2 separate regions of the Homo sapiens genome follow, and region 2 is linked to region 1. A link is a contact called in ENCODE Hi-C or POLR2A ChIA-PET data. All regions are on one chromosome and are shown on one strand. The core of a region is the stretch at or near the end of the contact, and the rest is flanking DNA. Distances in the headings are between cores, read along the strand shown.

The links. Hi-C counts contacts between places; a loop is a spot of excess contacts on that map. ChIA-PET counts read pairs that join two places held with the same protein, here RNA polymerase II (POLR2A). Pooled maps may share reads with other maps.
Region 2: a pooled map shows a loop between it and region 1 (4-fold over the local background). The contact joins two enhancer-like sites. A Hi-C loop is called at or near these places in 3 of 50 pooled maps. POLR2A ChIA-PET finds 5 or more read pairs at or near these places in 3 of 52 experiments (CD4-positive, alpha-beta T cell, activated T-cell and activated naive CD4-positive, alpha-beta T cell).

What each region holds. Positions count from the first base shown.
Region 1 is chr2:227,362,166-227,369,683 of GRCh38, forward strand. TM4SF20 (transmembrane 4 L six family member 20) reads right to left here. Exons shown (of 4, transcript NM_024795.4): 3 at 3,928-4,079; 4 at 1-1,847. The coding sequence ends at 1,559. Among named protein-coding and RNA genes, the nearest start is that of TM4SF20, 13 kb to the right of the region's middle. Within about 2 kb of position 4,967, at least 8 of the 41 ENCODE cell types and tissues checked have a DNase peak (open chromatin) inside an H3K27ac peak, as active enhancers do.
Region 2 is chr2:227,514,484-227,522,001 of GRCh38, forward strand. It overlaps AGFG1 (ArfGAP with FG repeats 1), which reads left to right. Exons shown (of 13, transcript NM_004504.5): 3 at 5,465-5,580. Among named protein-coding and RNA genes, the nearest start is that of AGFG1, 46 kb to the left of the region's middle. Within about 2 kb of position 2,853, at least 8 of the 41 ENCODE cell types and tissues checked have a DNase peak (open chromatin) inside an H3K27ac peak, as active enhancers do.

The DNA.
Region 1 (7,518 bases), core at 3,717-6,216:
TTAGCTTTGCTGTTTTACAACATTTTAATGTGATAAATACCCTTGTTATCCTGTTTTTTAAAGATTGGCACATATAGAAAATAGCTTTTGAAAGTCTTGGGTTTTTCTAGGTATTGTTTTTTAATTAATGAATAATGTAAACATAGGAAAATAGGAGGGTATAATGAATTGCCATGTACCTGTCACCTAAATATAACAGTAAACATCTCCCCGTTGCTTTTGGTTGAAGTAATTTTAAAACATATAAATATGCATTTCTTTTTTTAAAAATGAGGACATTTCTGTATACAGGTTGAGCATCACTAATCCAAAAATTCAAAATCCAGAATGCTCCGAGATCCAAAACTTTTTGAGCCAGTAACGTAACACCACAAGTGGAAAATTCCATACCTGACCTCATGTGATGAGTTGCAGTCAAAATGCAGTCAAAATTGTGTTTCATGCACAAAGTTATTTAAAATATTGTGTGAAATTACCTTCAGGCCAGGTGTTCAAAGTGTGTATGAGACATAAATGAATTTTGTGGTTAGACTTGCATCCCATCCCCAAGATGTCTCATTATTATAGGCAAAATTCCAAAATCCAAAAAAATGTGAAAGCCAAAACACTTCTGATCTTAATCATTTTGGATAAGGGGTACTCAGCCTTTATACTATAAAACCATTATCAGACCTACCAAAATTAACAATAATCCGATTCTTCTACATACTCCTCCCAATTATCTCTGACAAAGTTTACATGTGTTTAGCTGAAACATGCCTCTATTCTCTTAATCTATAACAGTTCCCTCAAAAATATTTTTCTTTTATAACATTTTCCTGTTGAAAATTGGGCCATTCTGTGCCCGCTGACCCACTTTTTGGATTTGTCCTAGTGTTCCCTGCAAGCTGAGAATTAGATCTAAAGACTTGATTGCATTCAGGTTATGTATTTATTCTTTAAAGAAATACAATAAAAAGGTCCTGTCCTTTAGGCGCGATGGCTCATGCCTGTAATCGCAGCACTTTAGGAGGCTGAGGCAGGCAGATCACTTGAGTCCATGAGTTCGGGACCAGCCTGGGCAATATGGAAAACCCCCATCTCTACTAAAAATACAAAAATTAGCTTGGCATAGTGGCACGCACCTGTAGTCCCAGCTACTAGGGAGGCTGAGATGGGAGAATCACCTGAGCCCAGGAGGTTGAGGCTGCAGTAAGCTGAGATAGCACCACTGTACTACTGTACTCCAGCCTTTTTTGAGACCCTGTCTCAAAAAAAAAAAAAAAAAGTCCTGTACTTTTATTTTCAGGATGACTTCCGTTCCTTCTCATCCTCCTTCCCTTCTCCTTTCTCTACACACAGTGAAGAGGTAAAAAATTTGAATAGTACAACACAAAACTAATTGAAAATTCTCTCCACCTTTCCCAAATCAACCACTGATATGAGAGTGTTATGCATTTACAACGTGCTTTCTACGTGAAGGGTTGATTTTTTAAATCATCTCAAAGATGACTTTGAAAACAAGTGTACTTCTCAAATTAATTCAAACTACTGATACTTACATTTTATTCCCATTAAACTACACAATTTGACTTCTTCGCTTAGAGACTCCACACAGACAGCCAAGGAAACCGATGACTATCTGACTGAGCCCAAACAGGACCTCCAGAATTCCAACAAGCAATAGACCTAAAAATACTGAGAAGTGGATAAGCCTATGTTTGTTTTCTTCAGAATCGAAGTGGAAACTAGATGCTCTCCAGCCACTCGCCATGGTGTCGTTACTGGTGGGTTTATTGAAACCAGTAGGAGGTGCACAAGAGTCATTGAAAAACCACTGCAAGTTGAAGGATTCTGGATGAATGTCACTGAAAAACAAAAGATAAAAATCAGATATTCAGAAATATCCCTGACCAAAGGAAAGTAGCATTGTGCACATAAAAGAATGAGTGAAACGAATGTACTTTTGAAATATCGTGCCCAGAAATGACAGAGATCAGGGTTTCTGAGCATGTGTCCATATACTCTACTAGTTACAAAACTTTTATTACTTATATAGCCCATCATTTAACAAGCATCTCTATGGTACATCTTCTCTTAGGTTGAACGGTATGAAACTGCTGTTTTGGGATGTCAGAAATAGTTGAATGTCAACAGTTTTTCGTGGTTCAACCTATTTATTTTATTTATTCAGATACTCTTCTACTTGCTAGATATAAAAACTAAGGAGCCTCCCCTACCCCCCGCCACCCCCATTAAATGAGCTCAGTTCTTAGTGCAGAACTACAGCGTGGCGTCCGTTCTTCAACCAGATGTACAGTTTTTACTGATTAAATATGTCTGATTAAAGTGATGTGCCTGTTCTTAACGGGGCTGTGGAAAATGAGAAACTTTTAGCCCTAATACATCTATCTCAAGATGATTTTTTGTTTGTTTACTGTAGAGTAAAATGGAATGTTCTTAGGGAGTTTGCATTGCTGGATATCAGCAACTGACATTCAACCTGGGAAAACAACAGTATTTTCAGCACATGGAATATGAGTGTTTTGTGAAATGTGTAGCAAGCCAAGGATCACTCTCTTGTAACTTTGCTAGCCTAGCCCATCTCCGCAACTAGGCTGAGAATATCTGAGCGCTGTTGTCTGCAGAGCGTAGCCTGGTGCCTGGTACATTGTGGGCTGTTGTCATTCCCTGGGGATTTAATGTGCATAGCATCTGTGGTAGAAATCTTTAACCCTTTACTTCAAGTCTATTAGCAAGGAGACTTTCCTTGGCTTTGTTTTTGAGACACAGTCTCACTCTGTCACCCAGACTGGAGTGCAGTGGCTTGATCTTGGCTCACTGCAACCTCCGCCTCCTGGGTTCCAGCAATTCTCCCGCCTCAGCCTCCTGAGTAGCTGGGACTAGAGGCGCGTGCCACCACGCCTGGCTCATTTTTGTATTTTCAGTAGTGATGCAGTTTCACCATGTTGACCAGGCTGATCTCAAACTCCTGACCTCAAGCGATCCACCTGCCTTGGTCTCCCAAAGTGCTGGGATTACAGGCGTGAGCCGCTGTGCCTGGCCTTCCTTGGGTTTTGGTTCAAAACAAATATGCTACACAAAATTTGAGGGACTTTCTTTTTTAATGTAGCAAGGTAAGGGAAAAGGAGAAAAAATTTTTTGTATGTAACTACAAAAGTAAATTCTGGTTATTTGCTAAACTGAGCAGGCTATACAGAGAGGTAATGGATTAGATAGTTTTTTTCTTCCAGTTTTTACAAATTGTGTCTAGATTCAGTCACAGAATGATGTACTTAAAAGACTAAAATGAGCCACTTATTAAGTACATGTAACTCTCCAGTATTACTTGTTATTACATGACTTAAAATTTGGATTCATTCCCATGCATACAGTATATTTATAGCATATCTGTATGAATCCATTGGTTGCTCTTCCATTTAAGCCTACAGGCAAGGCTCTGCATTTTATTTATTGTGTTTTTATTAAATTTTTTAAATTGTAAATGTAATATTTGCTCATGGTTGACAAATTTAATTAGTTCAGAAGTGTAGAAAGTAAATGTTCTCTTCACTCTCATAAAGGGAATCCCCTATTTCCATTCTCCAAGGATGAAAGTTAAGTTTCTGGTGTATATTTGCATAATTTTTTAATATACATACACATATGTAACTGTAGATTTTTGAAAGACAAGCATAAGCCATTTGAGATCAACTAGTCCTTTTAGACAATATCTAAAAGTCCTTTTAGAGCATTGTAAATCTAATGATTCCTCCATTTTGATGTGGAGTTGTGCTAACTGGCGTTAATGTACTAAAATTCCTAAGAATCCGTTTGTCCCGGCAGTTGCATCAAATAAAAACATGGCATTGTTCCAGTACTGCATTAATCTAATCAAACTAGTTCAACTGTGTGAGACAGTAAGCCTGTGAAAATCAAGTTACTTACCTGATGTTTTTCAATGAAAATTCACAATTGGCATTACTGTTGCTTGGAGAATTACACATGAGAGGACCTTTTAAGAGAGCCTGGATGGATATCAGCATGCAATACAGAGCACCAATGACTGTGATCACACTGAAAAGTGATGAAAGAAACATCTGAAAAATAAAATAGAGCCATTTGCACATGTTATGACATGTTCTTGATCTGTTTCAAGCTTCAGGAGCGTATACAGTCTTTTTTAAATCCAGTCGCCCTAAAATCCTGGATCTTAAGATCACAGTTTATTAGGTGTGAATGATACAAAAAGGCAGAGGGCAGTCTCTGCTATTTGATTACACTCAATAAAAGATGGTTGGGGCTGGGCATGGTGGCTCACACCTGTAATCTCAGCACTGTGGGAGGCCAAGGTGGGTGGATCACCTGAGGTCAGGAGTTCAAGACCAGCCTGGCCAACATGGCAAAACCCCCTCTCTACTAAAAATACAAAAACTTAGCCAGGCTTGGTGGTGGATGCCTGTGATCCCAGCTACTTGGGAGGCTAAGGCAGGAGAATCGCTTGAACCCGGGAGGCAGTCATCCGAGATCGTGCCATTGCACTCCTGCTGGGTGACAGAGCAAGACTCTGTCAAAAAAAAAAAAAAAAAAAAAAAAAAAAAAAAAAAAAAAAGATGGTTTGGCTTGTCACTGTCTCTGGAAAATCTCAACTTTCATATTCCTGAGTCTCATCTGTTTCTTCTGACCACTGAGATCTAGTTCCTCCCTGTTTTATGTACTTCCTACTTCATAGAATCTTGACTGGATCTTAACTACGTTTATCTTCATGTCTGGTCTCTTGGCTCGCAAGCGTTTGGCCCTGATGCTTTAAGTGAATTTGGCCCTGATGCTTTAAGTGGCCAGTGGCCAGCATCCCACAGTGATCAGTCAACAGCATAGAGTTAGAACAGGACTTCCCAACCTCAGCACCAATGACATTTGCACACTTCGCTGTGGGGCCTTTCCTGTGCAGTGTAGGATATTTAGCAACATCACTCATCTCTACCCACTAGATGCCAATATCATCCCCCGACGCCTTGCCACCTCCAGCCCGGTTCTGACAACCAAAAATGTCTCCAGGCATTGCCAAATATCCTCTTGGGGTGGAGGTGGGTGGGTAAAATAACCCGCCGGTTGAGAGCCACTGTGTTAGAAAGATTGTACACATCTTTATTTCGTGAGTCAGTCATGAGAGCAGAAGAAGGCATGGAATTTGGCATAGGAAACTGAATGAAAGTTCGTGTTTGTTTTTCCAAAAATAAGCTCTTAGGCCAGGCACAGTGGCTCATGCCTGTAGTCCCAGCACTTTGGGAGGCCAAGGAGGGTAGATTGCTTGAGCCCAGGAGTTCGAGACTAGCCTGGGCAACGTAGTAAGAGCCCATCTCTAAAAGAAAAAAAAAAGAAGGAAACTTTTGTATTGTTTCAGTGAAGTTGTTAGTCACTGATGATTATTTCAAAATCAGCAGAAATGAAGCGAGGGAATGCTTTTCCTTTTTCTTTGCTGGGATAATGCAGCTCCCACAGGGTCTGTGTGTTGTGTTCTTGAGACCTGCCTTTTATGAGTGCAGAATAAGGTGGCTACCTATAGAGTTGTGTTGAGGGATGTTGTGCTCTACATATATCATCTCATTTAATTCTTTTCATAATCCCAAGAGGTAGATACTATTATTATTTCCATTTTATAGATGAGAAAACTGTGTATCATGGAGATGGACAAAACTTGTCAGGCTCTCACAGCTGGGAAACACTTTAATCACTATTCTTCTTCCAGCCAAAAGTTCAGAATGATGGATTTGGAGTCTACTTCAAATCCTGATTCTTCCATGCTACTGTGACTTGTGCAGTTACTTAAATGTACTCATCAAGAAGTGCCATGGTGTTTATTTTTAACCATCTATTTTTTTTTTTTTTTTTTTTTGGAGACGGAGTCTCGCTGTGTCGCCCAGGCTGGAGTGCAGTGGCATGATCTCGGCTCACTGCAAGCTCCGCCTCCCGGGTTCACGCCATTCTCCTGCCTCAGCCTCCTGAGTAGCTGGGACTACAGGCACCCGCCACCACGCCCGGCTAATTTTTTGTATTTTTAGTAGAGATGGGGTTTCACCCTGTTAACCAGGATGGTCTCCATCTCCTGACCTTGTGATCCGCCCGCCTCAGCCTCCCAAAGTGCTGGGATTACAGGCGTGAGCCACCACGCCTGGCCGCCATCTATTATTTATATATATATATATATATAATTTTTTGTTTTTGAGACGGAGCCTTTCTTTGTTTCCCAGGATAGAGTGCAGTGGCGCTATCTGGGCTCACTGTAACCTCTGCCTCCTGGGTTCAAGAAATTCTCCTGCCTCAGCCTCCCAAGTAGCTGGGATTACAGATGCCCGCCACTACACCTGGCTAATTTTTTTATTTTTATTTTTTGTATTTTTAGTAGAGACAGGGTTTCACCATATTGGCCAGGCTGGTTTCAAACTCCTGAACTCAAGTGATCCGCCCACCTCAGCCTCCCAAAGTGCTGGGATTGCAGGCGTGAGCCACCGCACCCAGCCATATTATCTTTGAGTTCTCATCCCTACAAAAGGCCTGGCTTTAGAAAGTGATTCCAGGCATGTGTATTTCCCCTAAAGGGGATTCACTTAAATGATTCAGCAAAACCATTTTGTATTCAGAAGCAAAAATAAGAACTGGAAAAAGGGAAGAAGCAAAGAACAGTTAAAATAGGGGACAAGCCTTGGTCAACCCTTTCCCTTCCTCCCAAGATGTTGCCTTTGCCACTTGTCTCATGTTTTGGTCTTATCTAGGCCTCAAAGACACCAGATACGACATAAAAACCAGTTCTTAGAGGATACACCTATCGGAAAAGCCTATATAAGTGTTTTGATATTTTTGATTTCAGGAATTCAGAAATGTCTCAGGATGTCAAGAATGTTGTGAACACCACATAGAAAAGATACAAAGTCAAATTCCAAATTATTATCGTTTACAAAGAAAAGTGACAGGGAAGGGAAACTGAAAATTAGTGTTTATTGAATACCTAAAATGTATTCAGACAAAAATAGACTAGAACTAATTAGCATAATTATTGTAATCCTAGATAAATATCAAATGTCAGAAAAAGGGTAATTTTTAAAAATATGAATCTTCCATTATGGATAGAAATATCTGGTTTGTTTTTTTTAAGTAGTGGTTCTAACCCCTGGCCAAATTATCTTGAGTGCTTTTGAAAAATACTGATGCAGAATCTCTGGCGGCCACCCAGGCACTGGTATTTTTTTAAATCTCTTTAGATAATTCTAATATCCCCATCTGTCTTTTTTTTTTTTTTTTTTGAGAGAGTCTTACTCATCTGTTGCCCAGGCTGAAGTGCAGTGATGTGATCTCGGCTCACTGAAACCTTTGCCTCCTGGGTTCAAGAGATTCTCCTGCATCAACCTTCTGAGTATCTGGGATTACAGGCATGGGCCACCGTGCCCAGCTAATTTTTGTATTTTTAGTAGAGACGGGGTTTCACCATGTTGGCCAGGCTGGTCTTGAATTCTAGACCTCAAGTGATCCTCCCACCTCAGC
Region 2 (7,518 bases), core at 1,603-4,102, 150 kb after region 1:
GCACCTGGCCAAACTAATACTATTTAAAGTTTATATACCTGTTCCCAGTACAAAACATATATTAATTTACTTAACTCTAAACCTCCCTATGAAATAGGTTATATTATTATTTGCATTTTACAGATAAATGTTAACTTGCTCAAGTCAAATAGCAGCATACAGAGTTGGAATTCAAACTCATGCAGTCTGATTCCCTTGTCCAAGCTCATTAACTACCATAACCATCACATTATTCTACAATTAGAATTGATTATTCACCTCCCCCAAAAGAGACCATCAAAACCAATTCCATTGTTGCATATAATTCCTTGTTTTAGGTGTCATTCTTGCTCCTCAGTGCTGTTTTTAGCCCCTCACCCCCACTTTTAATGTCAATAGATTTTATCACTTGCTGCATCTTCTTGTTGCAGTCATACCAGTCGGTCTCCCTCATTCAGTATTTATTTATTTATTTAGAGACAGGGTCTCACTGTATGACACCCAGGATGGAGTAGAGTGGTATGATCAAGGGTGACTGCAACCTCTACTTGCCAGGCTCAGGTGATTCTCTCACCTCAGCCTCCCGAGTAGCTGGGACTACACATGCACCACCATGCTCAGTGAATTTTTATATTTTTTGTAGAGACTGTATTTTGCCATGTTGCCCAGGCTGGTCTTGAATTCCTGGGCTCAAGCAATCCATCCGTTTGGGCCTCGCAAAGTGCTGGGATTACAGGAGTGAGCCATCGTATTCAGCCCCCTCATTCATTTTAGGTACTGTTTTTATTCTCACTAGTGTTAATCATTTTGGCAATTCCAGTATCCACGTAGATATCTGCATGGCCCTCTGAATTCCTTGACCTCCAGTGATCCTTCATACTACTTTAGACCTTTTATTGATTGATAACTGTATCACCTCCCAGATTTCAGTTTCAAGCATCCAGCTCTCTGACCACCACTGATTCTCTCTTCCTGGCTTACTCTAATACTGGAGCCAACAATTTTGGGACAATCATCAGCATCTCTATTCCTTCATTTCACTAAATCCCTTTGTTATCCGTCTTCCTCCTGATGTCTTTATTTTTCTTAGCTTAGATTCCATGGTCTGTTAATATAATCACCTTTTTCCAACTTCTGTCATATTCTGCTTGATTAAACCAATATTCTACCTACTTTTACCTAAATAGCCAGATAAAGCTGGAGAAAAAAAGCCTTCGGACTAGTTTCACTTTATATATTGATGGCCACAAGTCTTCAGTGCTTCCTAGTTAGTTCATTCTCTCCCTTTTTTCCCAACCTTGAAACCCCCTTTTTTCAGTTGATGGTGTTTATTTTAGTAAAAAACCAAAACAAGCAGAAAAGAGACTTTATACTCTATCAGCAAATCTAGATGCCTGAAATAGCAATGTTAGTAGAATGTTGGGAGCAGAATGCAACCTTTCAGGGACTAAACTGTGAGTAGGTCATAAGGAATTAGAGATTGATGTTTTCCCAGGTGTGTCACTGAAACACTGTCTGTGTTAAATGAATCTTACCCCGTAATAGGCTTACTGGCTAAATTTGGGAGATGCTGAAAGCTGTGTATAGTTTGAATCTCTCTTTCCCTCTCTCTCTGGTGTTCTGATACAGAGGCAAGGAAAGATGAATAAAATTACAGGTAGAAAGTAAGTTTCCATCTGGTGGCCTAGATGTTACTAAAGCATTGGTTTTCAAACTTTAGCCCACTTCAGAATAACCTGGAGGACTTGATAAAACAGATTGCTGGGTTCTACCTAGAGGGACTGATTTCACATGTCTTGGGTTGCTCCTGAAAATTTGCATTTCCAACAAGTTCTTAGTTGACACTGATGTTGCTTGCTGATTTACGGAACTGGGAATCACATATTGAGAGTTACTTCACTTGAGTAAGAATTCAACTGTCAAGAGTGTTAAGATTGGTTAGGATTTTGATCTATAAATATAGGAAATAGCTGCTGTGGGGCAATATAATAGGAAATTAGAGCCGATTAATAACTTTGAGGGACTTTGACAGTGAGACAGTTTGAATTTGTAGAGGACTCAAGCAGCTATTTTTAATGACTTTTTTCTCTAGCAGTGTGACCTTCCAGAGAGCAGGAACAGAACCACAGCAGTTAGTAAACAATTTTGAGGGAATCCTGCAGGCTGCTTATGTCAAATAGTTTATCATCAAGCACTCCATCTTTGCTTTGCGTTACGAGTGCCAAGATGGCAGCTCTATGATCTGTCTGCCCTTAGCCCATCTGCTTCATTTTATTTATTTATTTGTATGCTTATTATTTATTCATTTATTGATTTTAGTTTTAAAAGTGGTATGTGGCAGAGGTTTTGGAATATAGTAAAGTGTCCATCAAATACAGTCAATAGTTTCATGGCTTTGGGTAAATAACTACCCTGTCTCTTGTTTTCTCATTTGGGAAGTTTTAAAATAGAAGAATGAAAAACTTCCAGGCCTCCCTTTATGAATGTAACTGATAAATCTTTAAAAATCTTAAAGAATTACATTTTGGGAGAATCATTAGTTAGGTTTCTGCCTGAGGAGAGTCCCATGTAGTTCTTTGTAAGTGGCTAAATATTGGACAAGCTGGGTCTCTTAAAGGTCTGTAGTATTTCTGGCAGTAAGTTGTACTAATGTTCCTGGATGTCTGTACTTCTCAGGCGTTGCCAGTGAAATGTTTTCATAATGGATTGTGCCTTACTCTAGTTCTCACTCGTTTTAACTGTCACTTCCTAAATGACTTTATAGTATCTGTACTGAGCCTGGAATAGGAAGGAACCACAAGAAATATATATATAGACAGACAGACACGGAGTCTCACTCTGTCATCAGGCTGGAGTGCAGTGGCGCAATCTCGGCTCACTGCAACCTCTGACTCCCGGGTTCAAGCGATTCTCCTGCTTCAGCTTCTGGAGTAGCTGGGGTTACAGGCATGCGCCACCATGCCCAGCTATTTGTTTTTTCTGTATTTTTAGTAGAGGTGGGGTTTCACCATGTTGGCCATGATGGTCTCGATCTCCTGACCTCATGATCCGCCTGCCTTGGCCTCCCATAGTGCTGGGATTACAGGCGTGAGCCACCACGCCCGACCCACAAGAAATGTTTTGAAACAGATTTGGGGACATGATAGGAAAGGAGAAGGGCAAGTCCTTTCTCCTAACCTTTCTCTTATTTCTCCCATACCCAGTTCAGTGAGCAGGTAAGATTGAGAAGTACGCTTTTCCTTCCCTGATTTCTTAAATACTTGTCAGGGTTTTTGAAACCAGATACTATGCTCTTTTCATAGTGTCGTAATTGCTTATTCTTTAGAATAATGTATTTTGGAAACTCGTGGACTTGTTTTTGATAATTTTGCTGAGGAATAGTTGATAACTTGGATATTTAAACTGATAACGTGTACATACTTAAAGTGTACAATTTGATGAGTTTTGACATTTGTATGTATCATGAAACCACTACCACAATAACAAGATAGCATATATTTTCATTGTGCAACCCTTTGTAATGAATCCACTGATCTGCTTTTCATCGCTGTAGACTGGTTTACATTAAAAATTTAAATGAATGGAAATATGCAGTATATACGTTTTGGTGGGGGGGTGCACATGTTTCTTTCAGCATAATCTTGAGGTTTATTCATGTTTCTTGTATTAATGGTTTTCTCCTTTTAATTGCTGAATAATGTTCTTCTTTGGATATTCTCCCATTTGTTTATTCACTTGTTTATGAACAATTGGGTGATTTCCAGTTTGGGGTTATTATCAGTAAAGCTGCTACAAATATTTATGTACAGTCTGAGTGTGGAAAAGTGCTTTTATTTTTCTTGAATAAATACCTAGAAGTAGAATGGCTACATCATATGCTAGGTCTATGTTTAACTCTTGAGAAACTGCCAAATGTTTTCCAAAGTGCTTACACCATTTTACATTCTAAAGAATTCCGGTTGTTCCACATTGTTACCAACACATGATGCAGTCACACTTTGTTTTCGGCTTTTCTAGTAGTATATGCATGTCTGTCTTGTGGAGTCTCAGTGTCTTTTTTTTTTTTTTTTTTTTTTTAAAGACAGAGTTTTGCTCTTGTCGCCCAGGCTGGAGTGCAATGACATGATCTTGGCTCACTGCAACCTCCCCTTCCTGGGTTCAAGCCATTCTTCTGACTCAGCCTCCTGAGTAGCTGGGATTACAGGCATGCACCACTACGCCTGGCTAATTTTTTTGTATTTTTAGTAGAGATGGGGTTTCACCATTTTGGCCAGTCTAGTCCCGAACTCCTGACCTCAGGTGATCCGCCTGCACCCGGCCTCAGTGTCATTTTAATTTGCATTTTATGCATGACTAATGATAGTGGGCTGCTGATATCTTTGGTGAAGTGTTTGTTCAGACCTTTTGCCCCCGCTTTAAACAAGTGTTGGCTGGGCATGGTGGCTCGCGCCTGTAATCCCAGCACTTTGGGAGGCTGAGGCGGGCAGATCGCTTGAGCTCATGAGTTCGAGACCAGCCTGGGCAACATGGTGAAACACCATCTCTACAAAAAATACAAAAAATTAGCCACCTGTGGTGCTGCACTCCTGTAGTCCCAGCTTACTCAGGAGGCTGAAGTGGGAGGATGGCTTGAGCCTGGGAGGCAATAAGCTGAGATTGCACCACTGCACTCCATCCTGGGTGATAGAGACAGACCTTTTCTCAAACAAACAAAAACCAAAACAAGTGTTGGGTTATCTGTCTTTTATAATTGAGTTGTAGGAATTCTTTATATATTCCAGTTTCAAGTTCTTATACATTTTACAAATACTTTTGATCAGTTGGTGTCTTGATTTTTGTACTTTTTAAGTTTTTTTGAAGAATAGTTTTTTATTTTGATGAAGTCTGCTTTATCAGTTTTTCTCTTTATAGTTCTTTTTGTGCTATTTTATTTCATTTCTCTTTTGGTTTTTCTGAAAGTTAAATATCTCAGATTCTCATTTTTTAGCTATTGGACCAAAAATGCATAGGAGACAGCTATAAAGCTAATAGTGTGTTTGCCTTATATTTGTGTTTATTGTTACAATTTTAAAGTGTTTATGATTCTAGTATTTTTGTTTGTTCTTTTTGGTTTTTTAGACTTGCTAAAGGGCCTGTGAAATAGCCATTGGTTCAGTTCCTTTGTTTTGTAAGGGAACTGAGCAGGTTACATGACTTTGCTAATGGTGAAGTTTATGATTATGCCAAGACTGAAAAGACCCCAGGTCCTCTGAAATCCCACTTCACTCTTCATTTCCCCTTTTTAATGATTTTGTTGCTAAAATTTTACTGCATACTGCAACATATTAAAAATAAATTTAGTTCCTGTTTATTAGTATCCTCATTGAAAGCATATTATTAAAATTATTATGTAGATTAGCTTCCTGAAAGAATCATAGTATCCCCTTAAAATTTCATTAAGTGAAGATGTTGAATTTAACATATATTTTTTTAATTCTTTCCAAAGGTCTGTAAACAGATTTGGCTAGGATTATTTGATGATAGATCTTCAGCAATTCCAGACTTCAGGGATCCACAAAAAGTGAAAGAGTTTCTACAAGAAAAGTATGAAAAGAAAAGATGGTGAGTGAAGAGTTTGTATGTAGAATAAAGCCTCCCCAAATCACATATTAACTATGGGTAAGGTTAGTCTGACACAATGAAGGATAAAAGACAGACAGTGAGAACTAGATAGGTATATAATTCATTATCCCTTGGCTTTTTGTTGGTTTGGTTTCTGAAAACCTTTACTTCTACTTTATCTTAACTCATCTGTTCCTGGCAGCAGGCTTTTTGTTGTAATAATTACCAGGAAAGTTAGGGATTCTTCCTTCTAATCATTCCCTATCTCTGTTAGCTTCTTTAAATATGTTTTGCCCTACAAAGCCTCCGTTCTTAAAAATCATTAATTTAGCAAGTATTTACTGAGTCATATCTTTTTTTAATTTATTGAGTTTCATCTTCTGTATACTAGGCACTATGCTAAAGCTCTGGTGTAGTAATCCATCTACTTAATTGTCTGTTGTAGCCTTTGCTCAAAATATTTTTTCTTTTGACCTAAGAAATCAGTTTACTTTCTGGTTAAGAAGGGAGCATTTACTTTTCCCTAACTAAATCTATCAGATGTTAATTTTTAAAAATTAATTCCAACAGGTTGTACATATAGCTAGTAAGCCCCTTGCTATGGAATAGGGACTATATCTATAAAGCTAGTGTTCAGCTACTGAGGGTTCTTCATTTTTAGCTATATGAGCACAATTTAAGTTACTAAGACTCATTAACTATGAACTTTTGGTTATTTCTTTAATAGTATTGCATAGTGGATACTTTCATCTTGGGAGGTTAACAAGATGGGGCAGAGAGTCAAAATAGAGGGAATAAATAATGGGGAAGTAACGAGCTTCTTGTTTGCTTGAGGAACTCTGTTTCAACCCAAGAGAATCTGTTCAGAGCCTGTTTTGGTCCTGAGGGAACATTTGTTGTGGTTTACAGCAGAGGTCTTTACCTTCATTCAGGAGCACATTAGCTCTGACTTGCATGCTCTATCAAAATTTGTATTCTTACTACTTTCCAAAATAGACTACATTTTTCTTTTTTTTTTGGAGACTGAGTTTTGCTTTTGTCACCTAGGCTGGAGTGCAATGGTGCGATCTCGGCTCACTGCAACCCCCGCCTCCTGGGTTCAAGCAATTCTCATGCCTCAGCCTCCCAAGTAGCTGGGATTACAGGCACCCACCACCACGCCTGGCTAATTTTTTGCATTTTTAGTAGAGACAGGGTTTCGCCATGTTGGCCAGGCTGGTCTTGAACTCCTGACCTCAGGTGATCCACCTGCCTCAGCCTCCCAAAGTGCTGGGATTACAGTTGTGAGCCACTGTGCCCGGCCTAAAATAGACTACTTTTTGCAAGGCAAGATTAGTCAGGGCTATATTCAGCTGTACTAGAAGACATCAAGTATGAAAATAGATTAAAATACACCAGTAAAATTTAAGTTCAGGAAAGAAGAAAATACTAGAAGGTGGGTTGGTAGTAAAAATATGGTAGCATAAATGATTCTTTTAAAATGAAAGGTATAATTATCCTTTTATCATTTTGGTTCTGAATTTCCTAGACATTCTACCCTGTAGGAAAGACTGTTCTCCTTACATAGCCCTAACCTAGTTTTGTTTTCTCAGCCGTGTTACTTTTACCAATTCAGAAAGTGAGTTTGGTTAGGGATTAGTTTATGGTCAGCTCTAGCTATCAACAGAAAAGTGAGTGTGAGTAACAGTTGGTAGAATTAAAATCATAGATCCTTACCCCCACATTTATAACAGTAATGTATTATTCATTCAAACTATAACGCAAATACCTAGAAACCTCAAATAATTACAGTTTATGTTATTTTTTTTCTTTCCTGAGAAACAGGATAATAAGAGTTATACAAATAGAGACTTCAAGTGGTGGGACAGGTGACCATCATTAAGAGGGCCAGGACCTGTATGTTTTTAATCCAGACTGCTGCACACCTGTAACATACAG